Linked DNA regions of Homo sapiens: region 2 is linked to region 1. Evidence: chromatin loops called from intact Hi-C (ENCODE). Cell type or tissue: mammary epithelial cell. All regions are shown on one strand. Links, peaks and the distances in the headings refer to the core of each region. The heading gives the core; the rest is flanking DNA.

Region 1 (16,483 bases), core at 4,026-12,025:
TTTATGTAATGTTATTTGTAATTTCAAAAATATTGTATACATGTCAAACAATTAATAGAAAATATAAGTGAGAAATGAAGAATACTCACAATTTCACACGCCAAGAGAATGATAATAAATACTTTAAAATATGCTCTTCTGGATCCTTTTCTGACATCATATTTCATGGCTGAATAGAATTCCATGTTAGGAACACATCAGAAGTAAGCATACTGACTGAGAAGTGGTCTTTTGGAGGCAGGCTGTTTGGATCAGATCTTGGTCTTTTTCTTTACTGTGTATCTCTGGGCAAATCATTTCACTTCTCTATGCTGCAGTTTACTCAACCATAAAGTAAGGTTAATAATAGTTCCTATTGCATAGAATTGCTGCAAGTATTAAGTGCATTAATACAGGTAAAGTACTTAGAACATGCCAACACATAGCATGTATGATGTAATAACTATCGTTTTCATTATTCATATATATATATAATATATTCGCATATTCCTTTTTTTTTTTTTTTTTTGAGACAGACTCTCACTCCGTCGCCCAGGCTGGAGTGCAGTGGCATGATCTCGGCTTACTGCAAGCTCCACCTCCCGGGTTCATGCCATTCTCCTGCCTAGGCCTCCCGAGTAGCTGGGACTACAGGTGCCCACGACCATACCCAGCTAATTTTTTTTGTAATTTTAGTAGAGACGGGGTATCACCATGTTAGCCAGGATGGTCTCAATCTCCTGGCCTCGTGATCCACCCACCTCAGCCTCCCAAAGTGCTGGGATTACAGGTGTGAGCCACCACACCCGGCCAATATATAGACATATTCTTATTATTGTTGGACATTCAGGTTCACAGTTGTCTTCTCATAAGTAATGCTATAATAAACTTCCTAGTAGTTAAACCTTGAGCACATCCTTATGTCTTTAGGATAGATTCCTAAAAGTTGAACTGCTAGCTCTAAAGGTACATACATTTTGTATTCAGTGCATTTTGATTACCAAAATGCTTTTCAAGAAGTTTATACAATTTTATATTCTTGTCAGTTGTATATGACTGTCCATTTTGATTTTTTAAAATTACAATTTTAAATAATTGCAATTTTTGTCAGAGACAAAAAGTTGTATGTTATCGTGAATTTAATATATATACATTTCTTTTATTATTTATTCTATCAATGCTCAGCACTGCACTCCCGGCACCTAGCATAATATCTGGCACAAAGTAGATGACTGAAAGGGAAAAAATGTATAGACATTGAATATATGTGTATATATATGTATATATGCATATGTACATGTGCTTACACACACACACTTGCACACACCCACACTGTACTTGAATTTTCTGTTCTTATTTTCATGACTCATTTTGGCAGTGGATGTGCCAGAACTTTGGGGAAAATAATGCTTAAGCCAAGTGTGTCAGAGGGTTGTAATAAAGTGAGTCCTGGGAAAGTGCAAATTGCTTTGTAGAGGTGGAAGAGCGGAACAATGTGCTGTTGAAGGGTCACTAATGGTCTCCTGTATATTGCTTGACTCAAGGTCCATGACAGAACTGGATACCTTCTCTTGTCTTTCAGATTGCCCATCACTGGCCAGGCACCAAGGGTTAAAAAGAAATGAATTGAATGAAATGATTCCAAGGGTTTAGTGGTTTCTAGAAAAACTCTAGGTCTTTGACCCAGGATGTTTCTAGGACTTAAGTTTTTGTCAGGAGCTACTGGATAAACTGTGGTGAGATGTTTCAGTCTTTTTCTTCAAACTGTGTACATTTTTACTGCTTCCATGTTCTTAATATTTCAAAATGAATGGGCACAGAAGAACTAAAAAGGCAGTGTAATTCTGAGGGGAAAATTACAGAAAGGAAAATATATTGTCCAAGTATTTATTATAGACTTAAAAAAATCATGCTGTACCTTGTCATATCACTTCAGAAAATATTTGAAATTAATTTCATTTTCCTCCCTATTGCTTCTCAAAAAATATACTGCTTTAAACTTTAAGAAATATCCTAATCTAGGGCCATGAAAGAATAGGATAAAAATTTTCAGCCAATTCCAAACTGATCAAACTTGCCCATTCCTTATGTAATTGTATTTTGACCTTCTAGTTATTGAATTTTGCCCCTTTTAGATATTGAATTATAGCCAGCTCCACAGTGAATTACAATTAAAGTTAATAGACAGTCTTAAAATTAGGAAACCTGGTCAAGTTTTGAAAGGCAGATGCCAAGTAAATGAGGTTTCCAAGTGCCCCTCGCCTCCAGGTATGGAAACATTTTTCATCATGATTGTGTTCTGTGGCAGGCCTCAGCTGGGAAAAGTTTTGTTTACAAAAGAAAAGAATAAGCAAGAGTTTCTGAAAGTGAGTAGCTCTGTTGAATTTACATGCAAGCTCCTTACCCGGACAGACAAAACACATCATCTTGTCATTTGTTCTCCACCTGCAGGGACTGTTCTAATATTGTTGGGTTGGGTAGTCAGGACCAGGCCATTGGCAGCCATCATGTTGGCTGATCACTATGGCAACCTCAGAATGAGCAATTATGGAAAATGCCTTTTATTCACCTTCTCTTTGTCTCCTCCTCTCCTATTCAACTTTCTCATCCCTAGGCTCCTCTGAAAAACCTACCTAAAGAGAGAAAAAAAATTAACAATACACTGTGTTCTAGGATCATATTTCTTTCATATTGGCTGACATCCTAACACCTTGAGCCATGGGCTGTTCAAAAAGGATTAACTGTGAAAGGTCAGTTCTGGCCAATACTGCAGTGAGACTCATCCAACAGCAATATAAATGTGGTCAAATACTATCCAGGGAACTGAGTGCTTCTCCAGATCTATTCCATCCAGCATTGTTTGGGGGACTGTGTTATGGAAGATGTGGCCTTTCCAAACAAAGAGAAAGGCAAAATCACTGGAGGGGTTTAAAAATGGCAAATATCTTTTCTCAAATGGAGATAAGCCCTGGACATTAAGAACCTTGTCTAGTACCAAAAAAAGGCACAGCATCATTTGTTTTCTCAAATGAATGATTCTACTCCTTTTTTTTTGTACTAGATAAGATTCTTAATCAATCTTTCCTGAATTGCAGGCTAAGGTTATTTTTGTTTGCTAGTGTTTTGGGTTTTCCCCTTAGATATTTCTAAGTATGACATTAGAACCTCCTGGTTTCATTATGAATGACAGATAATAAGACTGACCCAAGAAAAGAAGCGGATAATAATTATCAACCTATCAGCAGGAGAAAAAGCCCATGTTTTCCTGATTTTCAGCTTTTTTAATTACCAGAAATTCTTCACACCTCCAGATAAAATTGAGGTTCTCTTGTACCAGGTCTAGTTTATGACCTTGACCAGATTTGCTGGGTTCTCCCCACCCCGGGGCTTCAACTGCTTGCTCAGTGGAGTATCCCAGCAGTTGCTGTCTTGACCTCATGTATAAATGCTGCAGGTTGTCTCAGGATCTTCTGGGGTGAGAACTGGGCTTTAGCACTACCTTCAGCAAACCTGCTGTGTCAGAGCCCAGAACAGATGTGATCCAGTCAAACTAAACTTATGGGTGGCTCTGGCTTCTCTACGACTTCCAGACTCAGATGACGAGAGTGAAATTTGCCCATAGAATGCAGATAACTCAACTTGGAAAGGGTGGATTTTGATCAGCGAGGGCCAGGAAATGGGAAGGAACCAGCAGATGAACTCCTTTGCTTTCGTTTTCCTGATGGACTGTTCTGGCATAATATGTACAAGAAGATGTCCCATATGCCTGAAGAACCTGCTACGTGTGAGTGTGTGTGTGTGTGTGTGTGTGTGTGTGTGTGCATAGGTGTGTGTGTGTTTTAGGCTGTAGCCAACTCAGAAATTTACCATCTAGTATTTGCTCTCCTTTCTTCCTGCTTCATTCATCCTTATCCCCTATTATTGTTGTTGAGGGATTCCACCTTCCAATAAAGCTGACACACTTCATCTTTGTTGCTAGCTCTAATTTTTAGGAAACCCAGACTAAAATGCCATCAATAAGACAGTAGCTGTATTTTAAATTTCTGCATTGTGAGAAAGTACATGTTGCTAAAATACATTAAATTCAATTATGTTTTAAAATAAGGTAATAGTCAAAACACAATGAGATAGAATCATGAAATTGTTAATATTTGAGTGTTCTTGACCTACAAAAATGACCATATCATGTGGTCTAACCTAATAATATCTATGCTGGAAGCAATGTAATATGGTGGTTAAGAGCTTAGGAGTCATGTTGACTGAGCGAAAAATCTGTTCTGTCACTAACTACCTGTCTGACATTGAACAAGTTATTAATTCACTCTAGGTCCAAAATACCTTACTTATAACAAGAGGATAATATATAGGCTGGTCGTAAGAATTAAATTATGTAACACATACAAATAATTTATAAATTTGTTATTTTTATATAAAATATTTATTGCATCCATAGATAATGTGTCCTGTATACACAAATTTAAGCATCCTTTTTTAAAAAATCTATTCTGTCCTCCCATGACTTTAGGCCAGGCATCCGTGCCCCGAGGTTGGAAACCATTGACTCAAAACATATTTATATGTCACAGATAAACAACATAATGAAAAGAATGTGTTAACAATTACTGTTATGCTTCTACTTCTGCACCACTAATTTCAGTTCTGTGAATTGATTCACTTTTATATATGAATATTTAGGATCTCTACTAATTTTCTTAGGTTATTATGATTTGGGTTTCTGTAAATCACTTTCAAAAATATTTAGATGACACAAATTATTTGTCTTAAAAATATTAAATTAGGCCATTCCCCACTTTTCCACAGCTACTTTCCTCCACCTCTAGGCTAAATTTAATTTCATTCCTCACTTTATTACTAGATTAACAACAACAATGACCTAAGGTAATAGAGTAACACTTATCTCCATGACACACTAAAGAGCTTCTAAGGATCTGATCAGCCCTCGAGTACCTACTGCAGTGTCCTATTGAACATTTACCCACTTAGATTAGGACATTTTCTAATAATAACCATAGGTAATATTTACATAGTTCTATATTATTTTCAAAGTATCTCGAATATTACACGAATTGATCCTCACAGCACATCTATGACGCTTTAGTCAAGCATTTTAGTTGCAAATAACAGAAACCTATGTCAAACTTTAAGAAAAAGAGGACATTTCATTATCATCAACATCAGCATCTCATGAAACCCAAAGGCAACTGGCCTCCAAAAAGGCTGGAACAGGGACCTGGAAGGCCAGGAAGTACCAAGGTCAGTATTTTTGTTTTTTGTTCTACTTTTCTATGTGCACCTGATTCATTGTACCCAAATTTGCCATCAAACCTTCCTAATTTACTTCTCCTGTCATCAAGTGACCAGCCCAGCTGAATTATCGTTACTCAGTTTCAATTCCAAATTACCAGGAGAATGTAGCTCTGATCACCCCAATTTGAAAAGTTATCTTTTCCTAGTTCTATTGTCTTTGGCCAGCAGGGCGGAGCCATCTACCACAAAAATGGCTGCCATGGCTCACCTGTGGGCGAGGGGGCAACTCCAGAACAAGGGAGATGTAATAAGTTAAGCAGATAACTCAAAAATGCATCCACTATTTTTGTGGGAATTATAAGTGTTTCTGCTTTATAGATGAGAACACTAAATAAAAGGTTGAATCCTAGGGTGAGGTAGAAAAATCAGAAATCTACCCAAATATTTTGACTATAAATTTTGTATTTTTTGAGTTCTACAACTTAACCTCCCTGGAAGCTGACATAGAAAGGATCATCAGTAAAACTACAGCCACCTTAACTGAAGAGGTAATATAATAATATGGATAAGATAATCCACTTAACGTTCTTTGAAAGGGTCTAGAGTTGGGCCTTGAAGAAACAGACCATGTTTAGTTGTCCAAATCTGGAAGACTGAACGAAGCAAAAATAGTGAAATCTGATGATGGAGAGACAGAAAGAGGGGAAGGCTGTGCTAGAAAAAGGTAATACATGTCATCATATATTTGCCTTTTAATGGAATCTAATTCAAGAAAACACTACTATTTTGGGTAACAGTAGTTTGTGCTTTCTCCAAACATAAACTCCCATGTTTTGGAGATGAAGAGAGTCTAATTCATGTCTCTAAGGCATGGCATCTGATTTCCGTTAAGCACATCGCCTGATTCCTTTGAGCACACAATGATCACTTATGAGCTTTGGACAAAGTTCTGGCCCCTCCAGTGCTTATTTTCATAGTTGACATAGACCATACCTACCTGACTTCAAACAATAGGATGACGGGTTCTCTACAAAAACATCTAGGTAGGCATTTTAGCTGCATAATGCCAAAAAACATCCTGGAATTTGGAAAAGCTCAGCTGATTATTTTAAGTTTTGGGTTTTCAAATTTTAGAAAGTCTTATTAATACATTCTCTAAGGAAGTGTCCTAATTCATTTTTTAAAATATGCAATATTGTTTGAAACATCTGAGCAACAGCCTCAGACTTGGTAAGCAAGATTTTGGCTGTCAGTGCTATTTAATTTAGTCCAAACAATATTGGACTAAATTACATCTCAGAGAGTGTATATTTGTGGCGAATATATTAATTAATACTTAAAAATTAACTAGTCCTTTAAAATCAGTATGTTTGGTAAACCTATATTTCTCTTGTAAGGATACAAATACACACATATAAGATGTATGCATACATACATACAAACATACATGCACATATATACAGGAATTGGCCAAACTCTCTTGGATAGTCAGTGCTAGAGCAAGACATTAGTCCTACATTCTTGGTAATTAGTTTTCAAATTAATCATGAGTTTGGGCTGCCCTTAAACAATAAGGAAATGTCATCATAACCCCCATCTAGGAAAAGAATGCTGAGTGAAACTTCTGCTCTCATTTAGGAAAGCCTGATGGTGATTTCTATACATAGAGAGAGTGAATGAAGACACTTGAAGCTGTTAGATTGAAATACTGAAGGGGACAGGTTACAAGAGCAACCTGCTTTTTGGAGTCTTATACCCTAAGAGTTATTAAAAGAATGCAGCACAATGGGAAAAAAATAAATGCTTTCACAGCAAAATGCTTCCTAGTGCGACTGAGCATGTCTCAATTTAGCACATAGGCATTATTGATGAAATTTAAAAGGGCAGTACTATTTCAAAAATCCAACATTTTCTTTTAATTAATATTTTTTTTTACTTTAAGTTCCAGGATACATGTGCAGAACATGTAGGTTTGTTACATAGGTTTACATGTTTGCTACACCTATCAACCCATCATCTAGGTTTTAAGCCCTGCATGCATTAGCTATTTGTCCTGATGCTCTCCCTTGGCTCGCCCCCCAATCCCACGACAGGCCCCAGTGTGTGTTGTTCCCCTCCTTGTGTCCATGTGTTCTCACTGTCTTTTTATAAATTTTAAAAAGACTGTTTTTAAAATATGGAGCCAGAAATGTTTCATGTATAATGGCACATCTATGGTTGTTTAATGAATAAATTGAACAGGTGATAACTTTATGCTTGCCTAACAGTACACAGTTTTCTTTTTATAATCAACATTGATCAGAAGCAACATTAAAACTAAAAACAGGTTTTTTTTTTTCGGGGGAACAGAGTCTTGCTATGTTGCCTAAACTGGGCTTGAACTCCTGGGCTCAAGGGATCTTCCTGCTTTGGCCTCCCAAGAAGCTGGGCCTACAGGTTTACACCATTGTGCCTGACTATAGTTATTTTTATAATCAATAGTTTACTTCCAATATAATATAACAAAATGGTTGGAGCCCAACATCATACAAGTGATCTTATTAGCAATTCTGTGTACAATGTTTGCTTTTAAGATTTTCTCCTAATTACATAAGATAGATAGCACTGCATGCACAGAAAACAGTGTAAGTTATGAGGAAAAAACCCACAGCATAAAAAGAATGTTTTTCATTTAAATTGTTTTGCTTTTTAGACAGCTTGACTTGCTCAAAAGCAATAGGAGATCCTTGACTTCATTTCTATTTCAAAGCACAATCACCACTTAACATCTGTTTTTTTCTGGGCAGTTGAAACTATCTTGCTGACCGCATGACTGCAGATGAATGTTTAAAAAATCATCCAGTAATGTGCAATCTCATTTGAGGCAGGCACTATCCTGTCAATTTGAAGCAATTGTGAATAGTCCTTACTAAATATTTCTAATGCCATTTGATAGGTGTCACTGACTTTTAAGAAAACCACTGAGCCACTTCCTTTCCTGACTGTGTTTGGAATTACCGTACACATCTTTTTCCTGGCCTCTGGCAGAAGCTTGTAATGTAGATAAGTTCATATGGCTGGTTGGAAAGGAAGAAGGTGTGTATTACTAGACCCAGTACAACAAAAGGTGTGCACGGTTTCAACCAAAATTAAGAATAGGAGTGCCTTAGAGAGACGCTCCTGAAATTCTTCTACAGACGATACCCTGCTTTGGGGAATAATTTTTCTCACTATTAATGCTCCTCCTTTCTGTCTCCGTTTCCACCCACACTCCAAAACTGTAGTGAAACCAGTGTTCACTGTAAAAATAGTTATGAGGAAGTCTGAATAGCCAGAAAAGATTTGAATAAAAGGGATGACGATATGCCTGTATCACAAATGAGATCCTAAAAAATGTTTTTTTGTTTCGTTTTTCCAGAAGCTTCCATATGTGACTACTTTTTAAATTCTCTCCCATGGACACATTTATACCTTAAAACTTTGCCTTATCGTTTCCTTGGCTATGGGATGAAAGAGAGTTTCAGAATTCTTTCAACACCTTGCAGAACTGACATGATGTGTGGTATAGTTCAGGTCTGTATGCCTAAATTAAATTTTGTGTGTTTATAGAAGCAATTATGAACTTTCAAGGTTCTGTTCTTATAGAAATACTTAATATAGAAGATGAAAACCTCCTAATCCTTCCTCCAAAAAGAGAACCACTCTCAATATTCACTGCATATCACCATTTCCCAAGCAAAATATTTTTTCTATACATGTACTAGCATATATTATTACATCCTCTTTCTACAAACTTATTATTTGATCACAATTTCTAGCAAAAGTCCAGAAGGACAAGACTGTTTTCACCGTTTTCACATTCTTTTTCTTATGCTTTTTTTCCTTCTTCCTTGATCTAATTCCTTTCTTTAAAGAAGCATGGTCTTTGGTGATGGAGTTCATAGAAATTTCCTGACATTCTCCAAAAATTCTATTCAATATTAAACTATAGCATTCATAACTAACATTTTTTTCGTTCAGGAGAATTTACTAAATATATTCTAAGAAAGTTTGCTATAAAGAAAATTGCTGGCAAGTGAAACAATCTCTCTTCTGATTTCCATTTAAAATTAAATATGCCTAACAATTAAATATGTCTAACAAAGGATTAGAATTTCATAAACCTTTAAAGTTACATTTAAAAGAAAAGGGTTAATTTGTGACTAACGTAATTAACATTAACACTCAATATAACATCATGAAAAAATATATATTGACCAGCTTAGTTCTATTAGGATTTTTAAGAATGAAATGTTTTTGTAGTTCTCTGCCTAACAGTACTTCCAAAAGCATGGCATAAATAAATATTCACAGCAAGTTTGTCCTTTAAAATTTATCATCAACAAAGAAGAAAGTGAGCTGGAATAGAAGACACGAGCCCAGGTATCTGTCTTTGGCTCTGCTACCAGCTGTTTGCATTTATCTGAGAAAGTAATTGAGTTTCCAAGACTTTGATTTCCTTATCTATAAAATTAAAAGCAACAATTGAATTTGTTTAAAGATTTTTTGAAACACTTAAATCAGTCGATTACTGACCTTGGTGAAAACTGTTAGGGTCATCTAGTTGTTTTAACAAAACATCCCAAATTCAGAGGCTTACCACAAGAGTTTATTCTGTGATCATTATGTGACCAAATCCAGTGAGCCTGCTCCCGGAAGCTTTCTTCCATGTCTACATTGAGGAACTGAGGTTTCTTACATCTTGTGGCTCTTTCATTCCCTACACCTTGGATTCCTCTGCACCTGATCCACAAAAGAAAAAGGACAATCACTTAGTAAAAAACCTTTCATAGAAATGGCACACCTTATGTTTACTCAATTACAGCAGATTATATTATCCCACCTAGCTGCAAAGGGGACAGAGAGATGTAGTTCCTAGCTGTGCTGTCACTTTTCAGTGACAATGCTACATTACGGAAGGTGGAACACAAGTTTCGGCAGACAATCCCACAAACACCATCCTAATTAGAGCCAGTGATTCTGTGTAACCGTGGGAAAAGAAGTAATGGTGTTGGGAAAATTCAGTGAGTACCAGCATACTCGTATGGCTCCTATATTCAAGCAACACCCCATGGCACAGTTGATGGAATAGTTCATTTGCCAGGAAATATTAAGTTTTATTAATAAACTGTGGAAAGTCAGAATTTGAGCTAATATCTGCCCTACTACAGAATCTGACAGGGTCCTATGCTCTGCAGCATTTTATCCATCCAAAAGAGTCCTACCATTTCCAGTAGCAAGGTGCATTGACTCTATTTCCATCTTAAATCTGAAACCATTTCAGCCAGCTCTCTCCAGACTTCTGGCAATTATGTCTTATAAATTTCCCTGCTTAAGACTGGCTACATAATCTGTTGGTCCCAGTGAAAAATGAAAACCCAAGGCGCCTTGGTCAAAAAACAGGAAAAAGTTGCCATTAAAAGTACTAAAATATCAAGCTTTTTCCTTTCTTCTAGTGATCCCTCTCTGTCATGTTTTTTATTTGCTATCTAATGCCATCCTAAGTCAAGAAAAATTAAAATTTTAAGTTAATAACATAAATTTTACCGTTCACCTTCATATTGTGCCATGCCAATTTTAAATGTAAATATAAGAGCATTTAACTGGTAGGAGATCTCCAAAATTTCCCAGTTCATATTTACTGGCTCAACCCTGCAGGCCCTCTGAGCTGACCAGAAAGGGAAAATGCATATCAAACTCAGGAAGGTTGGAAGCAAGAAGAGAGAACTCCCCAAAACACAGAACCAATCCCTGGAGCAGTCCAAGCCACAGGTATACTTGCCAGAGAGAGTAGACGTCCTCCACCCTACTTCCACCCCTCACTACAAAGCCCTGGCTGGGGACCCAGTCCAGAGACATGGGGCATGTAGTGTGCTATCTCAGGTCCCACCAGCCACCCTTGGAGAAGTCGAGTTAGGCATCTCCCCTTCCCACTGGCCCAGCTCAGGGCAGACAGGTGAGTCCAAGAATCTTTAAACCTTTCCACCCAGAATCGCTCAGTCCCTAGATCAGGGTAGGCAATAGGCTGAATGCATGAGGTTCACCAGTGCTGGAAAGGCTGCCACCGGAGCTGCCTCCAGTTGCCACCAGCCTCCCACCCTGTCCTCCTGTATGTCCAGCCCAAGCCTCCCCCATTCTCCCACCCCCACTCCATGTCCCATCATATTTCACCTATACAACGCAAATTCAGGAATAAGATTATTAAGAATTTCAGGACTGCAATAGAAAAACATGAGGTCCTTCTGAGCATGGGCCTTGCACAGTCCTGCTGGCCACAAGCCCCATAAAGCCAGCCCGACCTCTACTTCAAATGAATCAGTCTTGAGGAATGATGTGTCTTTCCTCCAGCCAGGATGTAAATAAACCCTGAGACTCCACATGAACAAGCCTTGCCAAGGAGTCTCACTCAAAGAAACAGTCCTGTAAAATAACCATGAGTAATGAAAAATAATTCTATTATTTGCTTGTGTTATGCAAAGAGAATTTAACTCACAACTCAAAGCAATAATTTTTCAACTCCTAGTCTTCTACTTTACAATTCTCTCTCATCCAAGCTTCTCTATAGTCGTTTATTCTTCTCTTCACTTTCCTCTTTGCAGCAAAATATGTTCTCCCTGACACCAACCCCATAAAGCTTTTGCTCTCTTCCTTCCCCTCTACACTCTCCCTCAGCTGTTGTGTAAATCAACTCAGCCACTTGGTTTTCTTTCATTTTTTCCTCTGCCTTGACTGTTACTAAGGTTCTCTGATCCAAAGGGGAGCCCAGAAACTGATGCAAAGGACAACAATCTTTCCCGCTGACAAGAGTGGGAGCAGGGCACAGACTGCACATACACATTCGGCAATGATATGTGTCCTAAGTACATGTTAATAATTTCATCACACATGTTGACTTCATTTATCCCCTAGAATAGCTCTTGATGCTGTAGCCTCTAAACAGCAGCTCTCTCTCAATGACTAGTAAAAGCCACAAGCGCTAAGTTTAAAGAAAACCTGAGGGCAGAGCTCAGCTATGGCACCTGCTAACTATGTGACACTCTTTGGGTCATTTAATCTGAGCCTTTCATTTCCTCTGTGATGTGTATAAACCAGTATTTGGGGGTAACCCTGGAAGCCTAAGGAATTGACTCTTTCTCAGTCCCATATATTAATTTATATATTAATAAGTAATATTAACTGATCTTAAGAAAATGCATTTCAAGGAAAAGAGGGCGGCCTGAATTAAAGAAAAAATGTCTTTTTGGAAGAGACACTGGGTTAGTAATAGTTCATCAAAGCTTTCTGAACTTAAGTAGAATATCTCCAAACACCACTTCCTATTTTCTATTTTCCAGTTACCTATTTGTGACTAATGGTTTGACTCTCAAACTTTCCGATTAATAGTCTGACTCCCAAATACCTTGATTCCAGGAGAGAGGCCATAACTCCCAAGTACACCGATGATAATTGATGTGTCATATTATGAATTAAAATGTTGGCATTCTGAATTCATTTGTCCCTTCACAAAGGGGATACATTGTGAGAAATGTGTTAGGTGATTTCGTGATTGTGTGTACATCATAGAGTGTATTTACACAAATTTCGAATTTACCCCCCAAAATCTTTCTTTAATAATAAGTTTTTAGCTTATTATAACTTTTTTACTTTATAAGCTTTTTAGTTTTTAATTTTTTTGACTCTTTTGTAGTAATACTTGGCTTAAAAATCACGTTGCACAGCTGTACAAAAATATTTTTTCTTTATATCCTTACTCTATAAGCTTTGTTCTAGTTTTTTTTTTGTTGTTGTTGTTGTTGTTGTTGTTTTTAACTTTTTAAACTTTTTTGTTAAAAACTAAGACACAAGCACATACATTAGCTGAGGCCTACACAGGTTCAGGGTCATCAATATGCCTGTCTTCCACCTCCATATCTTACCTACTCCTGGAAGGTCTTCAGGAGCAATAACACGCATGGAGCTGTCATCTCCTATGACAATGCCTTCTTCTGGATACCTCCTGAAGGACCTGCTTGAGGCTGTTTTACAGTTCACTTTTTTTTCTTTTTTCAATAAGTAGACAAAGTACACTCTAAAATAACAATCAAAAGCATAGTTTAGGCTGGGCATGGTGGATCCCGCCTATAACCCCCTCACTTTGGGAGGCCTAGGCAGGCGAATCACCTGAGGTCAGGACTTCAAGACCAGCCTGGCCAAAAGTGGTGAAACCCCATCTCTACTAAAAATACAAAAATTAGCCAGGCATGGTGGTTTATGCCTGTAACTCCAGCTACTCGGGAGGCTGAGGCAGGAGAATCGCTTGAACCTGGGAGGCAGAGGTTGCAGTGAGCTGAGATTGTGCCACTGCACTGCAGTCTGGGTGACAGAGCCAGATTCTGTCTCAAAAAAAAAAAAAAAACATAGTTTAGTAAATACATAAACCAGTAATATAGTTATTATCATTATCAAGTATTATGTACTGTACATTACTGTATGTGTTATAGTTTTATAGGACGGGCAGCACAGTAGGTTTGTTTACACCAGCATCATCACAAACACGTGGGTAATGCATTGCACTACGACATTAGAAAAATGGCTAGGACATCACTGGGTGATAGGAATTTTTCAGCTTCATTATAATCTTGTAGGACCACCTTCGTATATGTGCCCTGTCATTGACCAAAAGGTCATGTGGCACATGACTTTATATCGGTCTTGTGTGAATTTAGGTAGTGTGAGACCATTGCTGAAATCCTGATCATTTCAGAGTATATACAATTCTATAGGTTATTAAGTTGATAAACCAAGTATAAACCTGAAATGTAGTGACCCATTAATCAATATTTCTAACTGAACTCCACCTGATACCTTAGCAATATGCAAACCTAGATGACTAAAAGCTAACTACTAGGTTGCTGTAAAAATTAAGGAGATAATGCATGTGAAAGTCTCAAGAACAAAGTCTGACATATACAGTTGCTTCAAGTTTTTATATAATAGATTTTCTTATTTACCCAATTTACATTTGTTTGAATGTGTGATCATTAAGACTACAAGGATCATTTGTGTTTAATTTCTGCTTCTAGAGGAAGAAAAAATACTCTGTGTCTTATGCTCTAACAATGGATATGGAATCTTGTCTAAGGTTTTGATCATGTTAAGAGAAAAAAATAAAATTTCAGAACTTCTGCTAGTTTTTTGGCATATGTTTTGTTTTAGGTTAGCAAATATTCTTAAACATTTTTTGCTGTAAAATGGTAGTCACCCACATTAAAAAGTCTTTTATCTTAAAACATGCTCAACAATATGCCTGGTTAAGAGTAGGGTACAGAAAGCAAAATTACATTGCATAAAAAATTAATGAGAATTTTGGGGCTGGAGTCTAGCAGGTAGACTGGGACCAGGGACAAGAAGATGAAGGCAAGGCAAAACTTAAGGAGGGCATATAGATGGCAAAAATGTGGGAGGACAGAAAATTGTTAATGAATGTTAGAGCATGGTGATTAACATTCTATTTCGCATTTTGTCTCTTCAGTGACACCCTGTAATCTCTCCATTACTGTCTCAGTTTGGGCTGCTGTAACCAATTACCACAGTGGCTCAAATGAGTTGGTGGCTCAAACAACAACTTATTTCTCATGGTTCTGGAGGCTGAAAGTACAAATTAGGGTGCCAGATGGTTGGGATTTTGGTGAAGGCCTTTTTCCTGGTTATGTCTTCAAGTGGTCTTTCCTTGGTGCTTACAAGCAGAGAAGAAGTGAGCTCTCTCCTGTCTCTTCTTATAAGGACACTACTAACCCCAGCATGAGAGCCCCACCTTCATGACCTATTACCTCCCAAAGGCCCCACTTTCAAAAACCATCACATTGGAGATTAGGGTTTTCAATATATAAGTTTGGGGGAGATAGAAACATTCAATCCAAAGCAATTATCCTCAAAGTAAAAGTCTGCTACACACCCAGGCTTGTGTCATTGGCACTTTGGAGAGTTGAAATAATCAAGGCAGTGAGCGTCCAGAAGGAAGCAAACTGGTGTGAAGAAGGGAGAGAACAGCAGTCACACAAGCCAAGATTCACAGCAGAGACAGGGAGTAATGAGAAGAAACAACCACCTCATGAAGATTTTGGAGATAAGGAATGTGGTAAAGAATGTTCATTTCTTGGTTGGCATTGAGGCTGGAGAGGGTGACCTCAGTCATCTGAAAAAATTGTAAACATTCAGGCAGCTGATTATTAGGTTCCCACTTGTGGGGCTCAGCATCCCAGAATGTACAGTGCCTGTTTATCTATCACGGTGATGGTGACAATGATGAAGGTAGCAGAGCCACAGCTGTGTGCTCCACCCTCTGGGCATCTTGGTTCTAAAAAAACCACAAACATGTACACACTTATCTATGGTTCTAAAAAAACCACAAACATGCACACGCTTATCTATGAAACTGAGACAGATGCTCCTGGCCTATTCAAATAAACACATACTTTAATCAGTCATCTTTCTGATATGCAAAACTGTAAGAGTTATTCATGTTACTTTATTTTCCAACAATTTACCCTTGCAGACATGCTCTGGTGTTAGATAACAATGTTCTGTAGGATTTATCTATGTTGAATGTTTAGAAATTTTTTTTCAATATATTTCTCTCCTCAAAACTTTATCTCTGCAAACACCTCACTTAACTTGGACCTGCAAATATTGATTTAGCATTTGATGATGCCTAAACTGAATACCTCAATGTGTGTTAGGCAAACTGAATAGTTCAATGTGTCTGACTTTATCTCTTTTCTCCTGTCTAAGTCTCTAGGTTTGAAATATCTCCTTCACCATTTTTATTATATTGAATTATTACCAAGGAAGGCTCTGCCTTTCCTTCTCAGCTAGCCGTTCTTTCAGAATCCAATCTACCCTTATTTTATCAAACATAATTCTAGATGTGTAGACAACAGCTAAGGTGAAAACTCGATCTTCTTAAAATAGTTGAAAACAAAATAAAAGGCAATGTTACTCTTCCTTCGTAAGTGTCATAGAAGTCCTTCCTTTTGGGTTTGCTGCTTTTTTTCCCCCTTTTTCTTTCCTTTTCTTTCTTTCTTTCTTTTTTTTTTTCTTTTTTGGAAGGAATAAAGAACAAGGAGACTGAACTTTTAAAAAGGGATCATTGGGTGATATTGGGCAAAATGAAAAGGAAACTCCTATGATAAAAGATTTTTGAGAATTGCCTGCGTAATACACTAAAACATTCTTTAAA
Region 2 (16,483 bases), core at 4,151-12,150, 88 kb after region 1:
GCCTTTTCAAGAGCCAAGAGAGATAGCTGTCTCATGAGTTTCATTTTTTTTCAAGTCCCTTGTTGCTATAATTTTAGGAAAAAAAATGTGTTTAAGGTCACTTACGTTCATGGCAAAACAAGAGCATGTGTCAAGGCAATGAGTGAGCTGCCCCACTGTGAGCAACTGTTCCACCCAACTCAGCTTCTGCACTTGGTGATGCTCATCATCCGGGATTCCACAGAAATGAAATTTAACTGAATCTGAGTCAAATGAGAAATAGAACTCTTGGATCCCTTTAAGCATTTTTGCTTGGAGCACCCACCAACTAAAGCATTTTGCTCACTTGGATCAGCAAGGTTGCTGGCTTACTGATTTCACAATGTTCCTCCTCAGAAACTAAATTTGTTTTTGGATATAGTCCAGAACCATGTCTCAGGAGACCAGCTAGCTGCCAGTGCAGAATCAAAAAGCTTATACGTATTGTAAAAACAAGAAATCAGTATATTTGCGTATTATCTGTTTGTTTGTGTGGGTTTTTTTGTACAAGAATTAGAGAAACTGAAGAATGACCTGCAGACTAGAGAGAGCTTTGGAGACTCCTGAAGTTTGGCAGTAAGGCTTCTTATTATCAAACGATGACCATGTTAGTGGCACGCCCAAGTTTAACCCCACTCCTTGCCTGTACAAACTGACTGAATAAATCAGCCTTAGCTAATAAGGCTTCTGACTGCCATTAGCTCCAATATAGAAAGAGAATATAAATTTTAGGGACCCATGGCCCTTTGGAGAAAGGACTGCCTAACAAAAGAAAATACGTTAAAATATACTAAAGTCAGAATGTGAGAATTTGAAAATAATAGCATATTCTTCATCTGAACTTTTCCCTGAATATTTTATTATCTCTATTATGGATCTACTTGATATTTTGTAAATATAGGAATGTTGCTGTTTGAGGTTTTCTATGAAAAGTCTTTTAAAAGTGTTACCATTTATCCATTTCACAGCACTCCTTAGTTATGTCTCATCCTTACCGATGGTACTATTAATGATAAATATTACCGATCAAAACCAAACATCTCTTTGTGAACATACCATATTTCATGTTTCAATGCCAAACTCTGGTGATATACCTGCTTAGAACTGAGGCTCGTGTTGGTGTCACATCCTAGTCAATGCCAAGCATCAACTCCCAACAGTCCTCTATTTCTGTTCCCCAGATGCTTTCCTCGTGTCGATTCTTACTGTGCACACTTGTCTTTGGTGACTTCATCTGTACTCACTTCACCTTAGTATGTGTGATGATTTATAATTCTATTCTCTGCCCAGACCATAATACCAATTGCCCACTACTAGGCTCTCTCTGCTGAATAAGCTACAAGCTCCCAAATCCTCCACCCCCTATATTTCCAAACCTTGTTATATGGCTATGCCTCTCTAACTTAGATGTCATTCTCTCACTTCTCACTATAACCACCTTACCAGCCTCACCACCATCTGCATCCCATCAGAACCAAGGTCTCATAAACTCCTTACCTTAAATACCTTTCAAATTTTATCTCTGTCCTTTTGCCTTTGCTGCCACTATTCTCTTCTAGACATTCCTCACTCTTGCCCAGATGACTGCAATATCCTCCTATTATTCCTTATCTCTACTTTGGTCTTAATCAGTTCTCCCATCCCCACCACATTGCTGCCAGTTTTCCTCCTGAAAGGAAAATCTGATCATGTTACTCTCTTCATTAAAACCCATGATTCAATCTCCTACAGCCTTTTCAGACTTGTCTCCTACTACTCACTGCCCTAAATCATATGTTCCAGTCATACGAAACTGCTTGTTATCTCAGCATGTACAACGCTGTTTCATGTCCATCTCAGCATATACAGTGCTGTTTCATGTCTTTGCCTTCAAACAAGCTTAAATGCCCTTTCTTCTTGATTGTGAACTCCTCTTCTATGTCAGATCAGACTCCTCCTCTGAGGTTAAAGACATAGAATCACATCCTCTCTCTGAACACTTCCCTCTGGTCAGATAACATTGAACATTCCTTCCTTAGTATTCCACTATACTAATCACATTCAGAATAGATTCCCACATTATTCAATAAATTCAGTCAATAAAACTTTGTTTACTATCTGCCAGGCACAGACTGAGTGCTGGAGAAAAAATGGCAAGCAAAATACACAGTATATGTGCCCTTGAGAAGCTTAGATTCCAGTGGGGAAGATAGATAATTAAACATGTTACAGTGTGATGGTGCTGCCTTGCTTGTTTGCCTTTCTGTCTGAATTATCATGTACTTTTCTCACTAGATTGAAAGTATTTTGAAGGCAGGGCTGTGACTCATGCACTTTTGTATTCCTAGAAGCTCACACTAGGCCAGCGGTATAGTAAGCACTCAAAGATTTAATAAGTAAATGAGAAAATGAAGCCTACATCTATGTCAAATTTTTATGGAGTAATCACATGCTCTTGAAAAAAAAGACACATTCCCCAACTCCTTTCACATTCCTATGCTTGAATACAGCCTTTACTATAATTTCAGTGATGGAGAGCTCTCAAATTTCTTTGCTTAATCTTTGGACAATTCTATTTATCAGACATTTCTTGCTCATACTGAACCAAAATCTTTTACCTTACGTCTTCAATGTTGGTTCTAATTCTGTCCATTGAAAACATACAGGATGAGTCTAATCTCTCATTCAGATGACAACTTTCAAATATATGAAGACAATTATATTCATTCTCTTTTCTTCGGTAGTCATAATATTCCTAGCGTGTTCAATCATTTCTTGCTCTAGGATTTGAAGTTTCTTTTCAGATACGGACACTTAACTTCCCTGCCATGTACTTCCTTTTGGTTGTGGTCTTTTGCCTCTTCTTTAAAGAACACAACATGGTTTGAAGGGTCTGTTAATGTTTTTCTAATGAGTGTTAGGCATTCAGGGATCACCCAACAACTGGGCTTGGCAACTGGGAGTAGGGTGCACTATTATTGCAAGAAAAAGTATTGTTTGAAGACCAGGCATGGAATAAATTGCTGTAGATTTGCCCTGAGACACTCCAATAGCTTGGGAAGTAGGCTTCAAGTATTGGGAGACATTTTTTGCTAAAGGAATATCTACCAAATATGACTGTAATGTTCTTGAAGGTAGTATCTGCATGTGAGTTTAGTTCTGTCCAAGGTAATTCCATGTGACCAGAAAATTTGGCAATGATTTACAATTAAAGGATAGAAATGAAGCAACACATGTAAACCTGAAGTTCTTTCAAAATGACCTTCTTGATGTAAGGTGAAAATTGAAGTCATTGCTTTTAGAAGATGTGGTAAAGGTGGCAGGTGAACCATAAAACACCTCAAATGATTATAGGTGATCTAGAGTAGATTTTGAGGATTTTTAAGAGAGCAATCTTGTTCAAAGTGCCAATGGTGACAAAGATGAACTTGTCCTAAAATAGTAGGTCTAATGCTCAGCCTATAGATACCTAGGCAGTAGAGCAACTGTAGCATCCCTGTTTATGGGTTCTGCCAAGATCCAACCCAACGAATTGTAAATGGAACAACAGAGGTCCGTCTGAAGATTGTTTAACATCTGAATATATTATCACAATATAATAAATATGCCAATTTCTTTCATGGTTTCATACAGTTTGAATACACTATTGCCTTGGTTTGGAATGCTCTTCTATTTTATCTCATGTGGGTTGAGTTAATCGTTCAAGATAGAGTCCAAGTACTGCCACCGAGTGCTGACACTGGGGAAGACTATATGGCAACACAGAGAGTTCAGTGTCCAGAAAGCCAAAAGCCAATACCAGATGTACCCTTGAGGCTGCCCAGGGTTAACACTTAGAAAGCCAAGGTTGCCACTAGCTTCTCCTATTTCTGGCCATGAGCAAGAACATGGCCAGAAATAGGAGAAAAGGACAAGAACATTAGAGCAAGAGGAATGTAGTGAGCAGTGAGAAAACAGAATGAAAGCAAAGGGAAAAGAAACAAGGAGTGTCCAAGATGGCTACCACCAAAGAGGTTGAAAGCCTAATGGCTATTTTTCTGGTTATGAGCTTCATTGTTTGTCCGTGTGTACAGGCACAGCATTAAGGCAAATTCTGTACTGTTTATATCTTTACCTGTCTATTTCCCCCATAGGATCCAGTAAATAATACACAATATAAAGGAGCCCTTTCTTTTTTTCTTATTTTTCTGTATTATCAAGGAAAGAAACACAACTTCCTTGAGTCCAGTCTTGCCAAGTCACACCGATTGTGAATGAGTGAGTATCATGGAGTCATAACCTAAAGGAGCTCTTGAAAATCATCTATTCTTGCTCTTACATAATAGAGACAACATGATTGATCTTCTGCCACCTTTGACCTTAGGCAACTGCCTTTCCTGCCCATCTGGAAATCTGCAATAGTTTTGTGTAAACTTTCAGTTTGCTATTTAATTCTTTATATATCTATGCCTTAATTCCCAAATCCAGCTGTAATCTTCTTGTGGGTAGTGTCTGCATGCGAGTTTAGCTTGATCTAAAGTGACCAGAAAATCTGGCACTGGTTTGCATGAAACTTTTGTTCAAGATATATTTTGAAGAGAGAAATAGAATTTAAACATGAAAGATTTTTTAATGGTATGAATTCAACTTAGGAAAGCCTCAAAAAAAAAACCCTATCAATTTCATTTATTTCTTCTGGAATTAGTTGTTTTTATGAATGGGAAAAATGTAAAAGGTGATTGTTATTATAGTTGAATGTAGAGCAAAATGCTCAAGGAAGTTTCCATGCACATTTTCCAAAAGCTGAAACCTTAATTTTTGGGAAACTGATTTTTGAAAATATGTCTGTAATTAGATGCTATTGCTGATAGACAAATATGTGTGTATACTTACAAGTTCCCTACCTTGTTATTATCCTATTAGATCATTTGTACTATTTAATTTCATCAGTGTCACAAATTAATTTTATGTGAAACCTAATCACTCAGTATCCATTATCTTGTTTTTGCTCTACAACAAACAGTGAGATAAAGTCATTGAGACTTTATCCAAAGTAAATATAACTTAGTAATTACTAGAAAAAGAAGATGTTTTCTTGTTTGAAGAAACAGCATTTTAACAAGAAGCAAAGCCACCAGTGGTACATTTATGTTTCTGCCTTGGGCAGATAAATGAACTAAATGACCTCTTTCTATCATTTTCAGCCCTGTGATTCTATCAGCAAAAGGCTTTCAGAGTCATGTGATAGCATAAGCCAAGACTTCTGGTAATTTCAAAGTCTTTCAACTATTTTCCCAGGAGTTTTATCCTCTCTGGGTTGTAAGCTTCATTTCAGAAATATGGGAGGTGACTATGACAAAGCAAAGAGGCATCCCCTTTGGATCAACTTGGAAGGCTGTGTGGGCATGTGCAGGCAGACAGCAGAAGTCACATCCTATAGGTTCTATTTAGCATTCACCTCGTGACTCAGTCCAGATACTCACTTAATAACCAAGTTCAGGTTCAGGAAACAGCCAAATTTCAACCACTGTAGATTTTCTACCTTCAACAGTACCTGACAAATTTGGCCTACTGTGTCTTTGTTTGTTTGTTTGCTTCTTTGTTTACAAAACCCCAAACAGGTAACTTTTTCACTGGATTCTAGTTTCATCAAGTAATTTCCTTTTGTTTACACAAATATGGGATGCAAACAAATGAAAAAGACAAACTTTTGGCTAAAAAGAACTTTGACCTCATCTATGTAAGCCAAACACTTTCAAACATAATGTATTTATAACCTTTCCACCCCTATTCTTGGTTTTATTCTTTTTTGGTTCTATAGACAACTACAAAAAAAATGAAAGAAAAAGTTCTGGGAGCAAATAATATCATGGAGTTAGAGTTATACTTTTAGTAGTCCAAAGAAATGGTTCACAGATGTGCTGCACAGCCTCTTCTGACAGAAGCTCCATGCTAATGTTGATGAAAGAATATATTCCTTCTTTTCCAAGATGGCCCAGGGAATGCACAGCACCATGATATTCTGAGAGGGCTTTCAACAACTTTTAGCCATTTTGTTTGGCTCTATGACAGTCAAAAAATTTTTGTCCCCAGAGAATTTCCTTCAATATAATCGTGCAAGAAGTTCAAAGCGAAATAGTTGCGCTTTCTCTGACCTATCTAGTCTTTCCAACGATTTGCTAACAAAATGATGCACAATTCATTTGTTCTGAAAATGTTTCCACTTCTGCCATAGCAAGCAGTCTAAAGAGTCATACAATTTACAACTCTTTCTGTTTACTAAAAAAGGTGAGGAATGATACAGTTCATCTATTGATGAATCTTTTTTTAAAGCCACCAACCAACACGTATGGTACAATTTCATTTTGGCAAAATATAATCTACCTGTGTGCATACATAGAAAAATAGACTGTTAGGCTATAAACCAATGTAGCCTATAATCAGTGCTGATTATCACTTAAAGCTGATTATCACTGGTTGGTAAAATTATAAATAATTTATGTTTCCTTCCTTATGTGTCACTGTCTTTTCTGAAATATTTGCAATAGCATGTATAACTGGGTTCTTTTCCTGCTTATAATAATTTTTTAAAGTCAAACATTTACTTACTAACTATAAGGAAGCAATAAAGCTATTTTCATTTTTCAAACAATAAATAAAAATACGTTTGTCAAAATAAGTCTGCACTAATGGGGCACTTTGTTCCTTTCTCTCAATATAAATTTCAGCTGGAATTCAGAGGTCAATCTTAAATTATAGAGTTATACTAAAAACCCATAAGATTTATTCATTAAAATGTTCCTGCAGAGTTCTGTAGCATCCTGTAGGTGTGGCAAATGAACAAATAAAACTCATATCCAAATTCAGTATCTCTCACCTCCGAACATTTGCTTTACTTATCACCACAGGGAAGTACACCACCGGCACAACCTTAAGCTATAACTCTATCCCAAAAAAGGAGATGAGTCACAAGTCACTTTTAAGAAATACAATAGAATTTTTTTTCTTGTAATGAACGCTGAAAGGGAAATGTTTTACTTGTCCTGACAACTCTAGCAAGTCATAGCCCAAAAATATGAGTAGGATGTTGAGCCAAAAGCTTTTTAAAGGCTAGACAAATACCAGCAGCATTAATAAAGGACCAGAAAGACTTCTATTGCAGCACTCTTGGGTTTACAATGTGATTATTGTTTTATGAGCAGAGAAAGTATCTTGAATACCATGACAATTTTATGTTTCCTAGGTGCTGGAAAAACTAGAAAGTGAGAGGGGATGGTATCTGATGAGGTAAAAGCACAGTGGCTGAATGCCTTGTCAATGAGGCTTTTACAAAAATTTTTAATCTCTTGAGTCAGGATTTTGTTTCTGTGGCAATGAAGATGTAGGCATTGGGAAGCTGGGGGTGAATTTCTGTGGTGCTGTCTTGCTGGGGATGGCCTGGTGACAATCTGCTCTGCTCACGATGAGAAGACTTTAGTCCAAGTTTAGTCTTTTAAAACGCCAACAGTAATGTACCCACATCTCTCCCTGCCTTGTGAAACATGTTTCCTCCATTCTGAGTTTATTTAATGCCAATTCATGCTGTGCTTAACTATATGAAACCAGCCAGCCTGAGGTCCAAAACGAGTGATATTCTGTTCCTTTAACAAGATTATAACTAGTGGTTAAATAACATTCTCCAGCAGCTCCCTCCCCAACCCTATCCCAAGCTGGAGTAGGAGTAGTAAGGTAAAGAGAGACCTGAGTAGTCCAGCCTCTCTCTTGTATTTGAGGCTGGGGCTTTGAGTTTTCTTCAATGTCCTTGTAAGTTTGAACTCTTCATCTGACTCTACTATCCTAGGCAATATGGACAGAGATAGAGCCTTCCTCTCACCATAATCTTGGGTACTCTGTCCAAAGACCAAACCATCTGATACTTTCTTTCAAACCAAAAATATAGAGTCCTTGATTGGGTGGAGATGGGTGGAGAGAAAAACCTGATTTCTTGCCGATTTCTCCCTTCAACCAGGATTATACCAATGAGAAAGAACAATTAGCAGGCTACTCCCAGAACAGTGCCCTGGCAATGCATGGTACACATGCTTTGTGTGTTTAAAAGGAGCTGCTGATAATGGTGAAGAAATCCAGAAAGCATCTGGGAAAATCCCTGACAAGGCACACCTTTCTTTCAGCCTATATGCCAGGTGTCACACATAGGACCAAGCATCGTCTTTCATGGCCCAGTACAAACTTGTACCATGGGACCTAAGCCAAGCATGATTCCTTTGAGCTTGCCCAGTTTAAACTTGCAAGGTGCGCCGCCACCACCCCCCAACCTCAACCCAACTCTACCCCCAACTAACATACCCACACACATGCACAAGTTCACATGCTATCTCAGCCCATCCCATTTGTAACTCATCAATCATAAGGGAAGCATTTTTAAGTTTTTCACTCTAAAACTGCATTATGTCCTGCAGGCTGTTTTGTAACTTTTGGATTACGGCACCTAACTGTAGTATCATGAAGTTGATAGGTTTGACTCATTTCCTCTTGTAATAAAGCCACAAGGTTAACATTTTTTAGAAAGAAGTATGCTAGCTTCCACATTTCTTCAGATGTGAAGACTGTACATGGAACAGGCTTTGAGACTGATCCCCTGGAACAAAAAAAAGAGGGTGAATTTTTTAAAGGAAAAGAGTAGTAGTTGTGTTGTACTAAATAAAATTGATTTTGCCTGACTCTAATGTAATAACAGCAGTTAAACCACTGAAGTTTTTGTGTGGTGTATGTAATGGCAGCATTTTTCTTTTCTGCTCTACTTTGTCTGAATTTTTAAAAAACTGTAAGATTGAAAGGAAATCTTTTGGTTCTTGTGGAGTCTGTTGATGCCTACCTGTTTCTGGCTGTTGTGTGGACCTTGTTCAGTGGATGCTGTACTGCCTTGACCCCTGCAGGACAGAGGCCCTCATTCCCCAGTTCCTGCAAGTATTAGTTGTCACTGCTGCCAACTAAGTCTTTCTCCAGGAATTGTCCTCAGCTGAAGGAGAATACCTTACCAAAGGTTATGATCTGCTCTCTGGGAACAGCCTGCGAGCCATGACTAATCAAAGTGAGGGTAGGCTTGTTCCCTTGACTCAACTGGCACAATTCTGAAGACCATCCCAGCTCTAGAGCTCCACATACGATCATTCAAAAGTCCTGTCCCACATTACAGTGCAACTTCTCCTTCTGACCTCATGCTTCCCTTGGCTTTCATAGACAACTGCAAGATCGTACCCAGGTGCACCTATGAGCACATTTCCTTCTTAGAGCTTTCCCCCTGGGTAACCAAATCTAAGATAGTTTCCATTTGTTTTCCTGGGACCTAGAGGCTAAAATGAGATTACAAAGCTGGATCTCTCACCAATTGGCCAGTAACGAAGACCAGTGGTAAGTAGTATACTGATTGCCATTTATGCAAAACTTCACAGTAGTGAAAGATGCCCAAGAAAAACCCCTTGTACCTTCTACTATATAAAGACACAGGGAGAAGGCACCATCTATGGACCAGAAAGTGGGCCCTCCCCAAACACTGAATCTGATAGCATCTTGACCTTAGACTTCCCAGACTCCAGAACTGTGAGAAATAAAGTTCTGTTATTTACAAAACACACAGTCTATGGTATTTTGCCACAGCAGCCCAAATGGACTAGAACACACTGAAATTACACAACTCGTATTTCCTTTTTTTCTTTCAATTTCCATTTTTATTTTAGATTTGGGGGTACTTGTGCAGGCGGTTACAAGGGCTTATTGCATGGTATTGAGGTTTGGGCTTCTATTCATCCTGTGTAGTGACTCAGATAGTGAACATAGTACCAATAGGAAATTTTTCAGCCCCTGCACCCTCCCTCCTTTTGGAATCCCCTGTCTATTGTTCCCATCTTTATGTCCATGGAAATTCAAGACTTAGCTCCCACTGGTAAGAGAGAATATTCAATATTTGGTGTTCTGAGTTAGTTTACTTAGGATAAGGGCTTCCAGCTGCATCTATATTGCTGCAAAGGACATGTTTTTGTTCTTTTTTATGGCTGCATCATATTTCCTAGCTTATGCATGCACATGCATTTCGTTCTTAGCAGAACAATGGAAACACTGTACACAGCTAACTCAACTGTTTTCATTTGACTTCTTAATGCACACACTTCTACAACACCATCTTTCTTTGGCTTAGTGATGAGTAAGGAAGGACTAGAAAGAAAATCTGTGTCCTATCTTTCTCTTTTCTTCTGTTATCATTTGCAGTAAGTGGTTGGCTAATACAAGGAAATAACACAAGTACAAAATTATATATAGTAGCATTCATTGGTCTTTCAGGTTTTTGTCATTGCCTCTTTCTGCATTTGAAGCAATTTGGGTTCAAATGGCAATTATGGCCTATCAGTTGCAAACTTAAATGCTTATATTTTACTTGCTTTGCAACTCCTTGAACTCCTATGTATGCTGGGAGAATTCTCATTTATGAACATCACAAACTCTTTATGCTTATGGAATGGCAAAGAATGATGGGCATGCATATTCAAGTATCTCTTCACACCATTCATGCATATCTCCATTGTCCCATCAGACTTTACTTACAAGACACAGTTCAAAGATAAAAGTATTAAAAATTTCAAGATGGTAACTGCACAACATTAAACTAAGCATGGGCTCTCTGCAGCTCCAGGTAAATCCTGGAAACCAGCCTTGAGTGGTGAACTGGATTGGGATATTGAGAGAAGGAAATGCAATGGCAGCTAAAATGTCTCAAATATTTGAGATGTTCATGAAAAAGAATAATTATAAAGACTATGAAATTGGATGGCTGTTCCTGAGGGCCATCAATGCATCAATATGTCAATGCATCTGTGCATTGGAGAAAGACAATGAAAGGCTGAAGGTGATTAGTTACCAATGTAAAAATGTAAAAGACAGAATTTTTTTGTCATTTAATAAAGAGATTCTCATCTCCTGTAGCCATAGGGTAGAAAAAGCTAGGATTAAGCCAAGTACCTAATGACTGAGAAAGCTTTCCAGAGAAAGCTGAATTCCCAGCCTCAGAGGTCTACTGGGCCAAGGTCAAGGTTCTGATCAGGAAAGAGTGGAACTCTGAAAATTGGGAAGGGGATATATGAGTTAATTCAGCCCAAAATCTTGAAATCCCAGGTTTCCCTCAGCCAGGGCCAGCCAACTTACTTTGTAAAAGGCCAGATGGTAAATATTTTAGGCTTTGGGAGCCCTAGGATTGCTATCACAACTGCTCACCTCTGCTGTTGGAGTGTCAAAGCTGCAGTAGACAATAATTACTTGAATTATTATTACAAAGGATGTGGCTACCTTACAATAAAACTTTATTCACAAAAATAATCCATATTTGGCCTGCAAGCCATTGTTCTTTCAGACGAACCAAATGAAAAGCATACGACAGAAGTGGAACACTAGAGATCAGGCACAATCAGGGCCAGAAAGTACAAACAAGCTGCTTGAGCAAACAGCCAGACTCCATGTGTCCACAGCTGCTGCCCCCATGCCTCTTCCTCAGCTCACACCTTGGCCCCATTGCAGGTGGGAACCTCTTTTACCAGATTTTGGAGGAGCAAAAAACAAAAAAAAAAAACAAAAAAAAAAACCAGAACTTTATTTACCGATGAGTCATCTTGATATGTGGTACAAGCCAAAACTGGCTTATTACTATGTTATAACCCAACTCAAGGTGAGGGGTTATCCTTCCAAAGGACAGAATTTCAGGCAGTGATGATCATCCACTTGTGTAGGAAAAAAACTGACCCAAGGTAAGTGTATGTGCAGAATCTTGGGGTGAGATGTTCAGGTGAGAGAAGGGGGTTCAGAATGGTCAAGGGTTTAGGAGGAAAAAGAATGAAAGACTGGATTCAAGGAAGTCTGGGGAAGAGGCAAGTAGATGGACCCCAGATTCTCAGAGCCCATTCATTTCCTAGGGATCATGAGCTACCCATACCTTACTTTGTCCTTATTTATTCAATTGGCTTTTTTGTTCTCACAAGATTGCCAGACATGGGGGTAAGTGATGAGATTACAGAAGCAAATTAAACTAGGTCTCTATCCTCAAGGAGTTGACTCTCTAAGGAAAACAGGCATGTAAACAACTAACTGGAGTACAGTGTGATCCATGATACTATTTAAAGTAAAGGACAACGTGCTGCAAGAATACAGACTAAACAGTGAGGATAAAGAAAAACTTCATGGAAGATGGAACACTTTAACTTATATAACACATCAAGTATAACATTTTTAAGGGGAAAAAAAAGGTATGTTCCTTCCTTCTTTTTGGCATTAATCATATCTGTTTTTGGCTTTCCATCCAATCACTATTCTCTACTTTTTCATTACTAACAAAAATCAAAATTTAGAGTGACTATAACACTACTTTAAAATACCTACCCCAGCTTCCTTGCAGGTAGGTGTGTATGGTCATGTGACCAAGTTATGGCCAAAGAAGTATAAAAGCAACCCTCTCAGGTAAGATTCTAGAAAGCTTTTAAATTATTATTATCATTACTAAAAAGAGACAGAGTAATCTAATATGTGCCTTTTGTTTATTGCTTTTTGTCCTTCGCCTGAAATTTGGACATGATGCCTAGAAGTAGAGCTTAAACCCATGAGAATGAAAGCCATATATTAAAGATGACAGAACAAGATAAAAGAAGGGTCCTGGTTCTTTGATGATGTTATTGAATAGTGACACTGGATCCTTACCTCCATACTCCCGGCTAAGGCTGAAAATTCAACCTGTTTGGTTAGCCACTGTAGTTCAAGTGTAGATGACATGCAGCCAAACAAAATCTTGACCAATAAGCTATGCAAAGAGTAAACCAAGAGATCTTCCAAGCTGATTCTTTTTAGTTTGTTTATCTTCCAAGAACAACACCATAAATGTCACTGGCCATTCTTAAAGTGACATCAGGTGTGTATATTTTTATGCCACTTCTTTCTATGCATGAGGAATCCTGAGATTTCAAGTTCAGAAAACATTTCACAACAGACGACTGAATACTCTGAATTACAAGCAAGGAGATGAGAAACACGATCTCTCTCTTTCAGGTTCACAGATACTTTACAGGTAATTCATGACTTTTCATAAACATCCTTAAACTAGATAGACAATTTTGTTCCTTGTGGTAAAAAACTTGTAGCGTGAGCCAGAACCCTCACTCTCTAACACTCTCTCCCCTCTCAACAAACCTCTGACCCAGAAAAGAGTATTGTTTTCATCTCTGAGTCTAGATGATTATATTGGAACTAAATTTGTGGTATCAGAAATCAGCTCTTTAATATCACCCACACAAAGAAATATTCTATTGTAGGATCTACTTTCATCTCTTTTCTTACTATGATTAACCCAAAAAATAACCACAAAAATGAGGAAAGGCAAGAAACAGTTGCTATTGAAAGTAGCACTATGGAGAAAAAAGGAACATTAGGAGCCCAGGAAGAGGTATCCAATTTGATAGCTGAAAGCCCCACTAAAGTTTCTAATTTCTTTGTGAGAGCTTCTTCCTTGTCCAAAGCTGTGTAAAATTGAGATTATATCATGCCTTAGAGATCCACACTTGGAGTTTTAAGGATCAAAACCTTAATCAACATTAAAGTACATTAAATTTCAAAAGACTCAAGAGCAAGTGTACATACACACGTGGACACACTTAATAGTGTCACTAGTCTTTACATAGTAAGACAAAGGTTAAAGGCAGAGTACATTGGTTTTATTTCTTTGTAAAGTATTGAGAGAAGTTGTATAAAATGGCTATGAGAAGACACAGATTTCTTAATGTGCTTTGGTTCAGCTGCAAAGCATTCCATGAATTTCAAGGGAAGCTACAGGGCATTGGTGGAAAGTACACTAAAGAAATCCTTCCTCAGCCTCGGAGTTTGAAAAAAAATCTTGACTTTCAGATACACCTGGGTCTTCTGGGGCAACAAATGGGAAATCACAGCTCTATCAACAAGCACCAACTTGATAATTTGAGGCTTGTTTTCTTTTTTTTCTTCCTACAACTCAGACAGGTTTTTTTAAGCCTTAGCAGAATGGCTAGACTAGGTAATCCACATAAGCAGCTGCTGCAATGTGATCTTTTTCTAACATTTTAATGTAGAGCTGTGAACTTTTCTGGCTTTGGGTTGTGTTAGGAACTTTTAGAGTAAACATTCTCAATTTAAAGGTTATTACTTTTAGGGCTCTGTCTGATCTGTCTCAGATGGAGTGTCAGCATTGAAAACAGTTACCCATGATAGCAAATTCTGCTGGAAATGCAGTGGCTGATGTCTAAATGATCTTTGAATACTAATGCTACACACTTTAACAAAAAACTTTAGTTTATTTCCTTATTTTTAAGTTTAATAACATTCTATTTTCTAGATCTCAGGATATTTACTCATGTACTGCTTTTTAGCACCACGCAAAATAGGGATTGGTTGGTGGTCATCAGGGTACTGTAGAAGGTAAGTTCTACCTGGTTTCCAGCCACAGCTCTGCCACTTACCAGCTGCATGCATTTGGGCAAACCACCTCATCTCTACATCTCAGTATCATCATGTGTGAAATTGGGGTATCATTGTGTCAACTGATAGAGATGATGCCTGGATTAAAAGAAAAAGAATACATGGAAAGTAGTTAATATAGTAGTCATTCATTATGTGTTTATATCTCAGGTCCTAAAATCAAAATCACCATTAACACCAGCCTTAGAAGCCTATTGTCTTACATGTTTTCATTGACTGATTATTATTGTGACAGTTGGAAGAGAGGGAAATAATTTGAGCTGAGGCTTTTCATATACAACTTATAAGATGATGCAATAAAATTTTGATCATCTTGCAAATGTGGTTTAAGATTACATAAAGGGTCAAAGATTTTCACTTTAATAAGACATGGGATCCACCAAGAAGTAGTGATACATTTTCTCTAATTATAGGGAGGGCAGTGTTGAATATCTCCACTCTTTTTGACTAAGATCTATGGACATGTGCCTCTACGTGAAAGCTATGGGTGTGGAAACAACTCTTGGTGCGGCACACCTATTGTAGAGTTCTTGCTTTTCCTTTTGATCGGAGAGGGGTAGGGTGCCTGGGAACTAGGGCTGGAGCAGAATCTCTACCTGAAACAGTAAGAGACTCTAGTTACTGACAGACAGGTCAAGTACTCAAAAACTTGCACACAAAAAATATTGTGAGCATTTTTTGTCAACAGTTGCACAATAATTTTCATGCCTTAAGACAGGCTGGGCTAAGAGTAGTTATGCAGCCCTCATATTGGGACATACTGGTTAACAGGGGGCAAGAGTTAGGTTTTGTAGTGGATGCTGTGATGGACCAACCAGATCTCCACCTCAAGAACAACTTATTCTTCTAACTATAGGGAATGCTGGCTGTGAATGGCTGAGAGCTGTGCCCTTCTTTCAGAATTGAACTCAGCCAAAGAAAGCTGCCTCACTCAAGTTTATACCCCCTTCTCAGACAGCTTGTGTCCAATGGCTGCTCAAAGCAGGGTCTCCTTTCTTGAAGGGCACTTCCAGCTGCACAGCACTAGTTGGATTGACTGAGGCCTTTGTTGCTACTGTACTGCAATTCATCTCCTTCCTCTTCCCAATCCTGCTTCCTCTATTCCTTTACAGATAATGTTCCTGAGAACACTCCTAATAAATCTCCTGTCTACACATTATCTCTATCTCACAATCCATTTGCAGGTATCTCAATCTTACATAGATTCCTATTAATCTTTGACACCCAAGCCTCCACCCAAAGCCCCTGGGTCAAGTTCTTTGCAGGTTGGCATACTTCCCTACTATCCAAGGACCAACTCTGCTCCACCTGAAGATAAAGCCTATTTAACCTCCTTGACTCTCAGAACATACTCCTACCTTCCAGTAATGTGCCCTTCTGCAAGATATATAGCTTCTTCCCTACCCCAACAACAGAGAGAAAAAGGATTTTCCAACATTTGATATCAGGTCCAAAAGAAAGTTTGTTGATTTTCTGCTTAGAGCATCCTGTACACACTTGGCAAATCTACATCTGCCTTGCCTCTAGCTTTCTACACCAGGCAGACACACCCACACATCCAGGACCCAGTGACAGACAGAGGCAGGCTGTAGATGCCCTGAGGTTGTTTGCAGCCATCTTTCTGGAACCTCATCCACACTAGTTCCCAAACACCCCTCTCTGGCCCCTGGGTTTGCATAGGGATAAAGATTTTCCCTAATGGGCTGGGCTTGGCTTGGCTTCTTGCTCCAAAAATTACAAATTTCCTTTCAGGGGAATTCTGTCCTCCACCAGCCTTTGGGGAACCAATCTCAACCACTTGACTGACATGTTAGAAAGGCCAGTATGGACACATCTTAGGGCAGGATTCATAGACATTATCTTGTTTAATTTTGCATATAATCCTTGTTACAATCTTGCCCAGTGATATGGTTTGGCTCTATGTCCCCACCCAAATCTCATTTTGAATTGTACTCCCATAATTCTCACG

What was found. Peaks named below come from ENCODE experiments on the same cell type or tissue, not always from the same donor. Only the 100,000 strongest peaks of a DNase experiment are listed, where the experiment ranks them.
Region 2: a loop joins it to region 1, with 7 times the contacts of the local background. A loop is called at or near these places in 2 of 110 quality-filtered maps.

Annotation. Positions count from the first base shown.
Region 1 is chr5:53,238,134-53,254,616 of GRCh38, forward strand. No RefSeq gene overlaps it. Among named protein-coding and RNA genes, the nearest start is that of MOCS2-DT, 140 kb to the left of the region's middle. In mammary epithelial cell, for the core only: no CTCF peak of the experiment used is centred there; DNase peaks (open chromatin) are centred at 8,168 and 11,608; H3K4me3 peaks cover 241 bases; H3K27ac peaks cover 5,629 bases.
Region 2 is chr5:53,326,338-53,342,820 of GRCh38, forward strand. It overlaps LOC105378965 (a long non-coding RNA gene), which reads right to left and starts at 206. Exons shown (of 4, transcript XR_001742511.1): 1 at 106-206. RefSeq lists an enhancer at 10,719-10,888 and a cis regulatory region at 10,804. In mammary epithelial cell, for the core only: a CTCF peak has its summit at 8,914; DNase peaks (open chromatin) are centred at 5,354, 7,084 and 8,274; H3K27ac peaks cover 7,347 bases.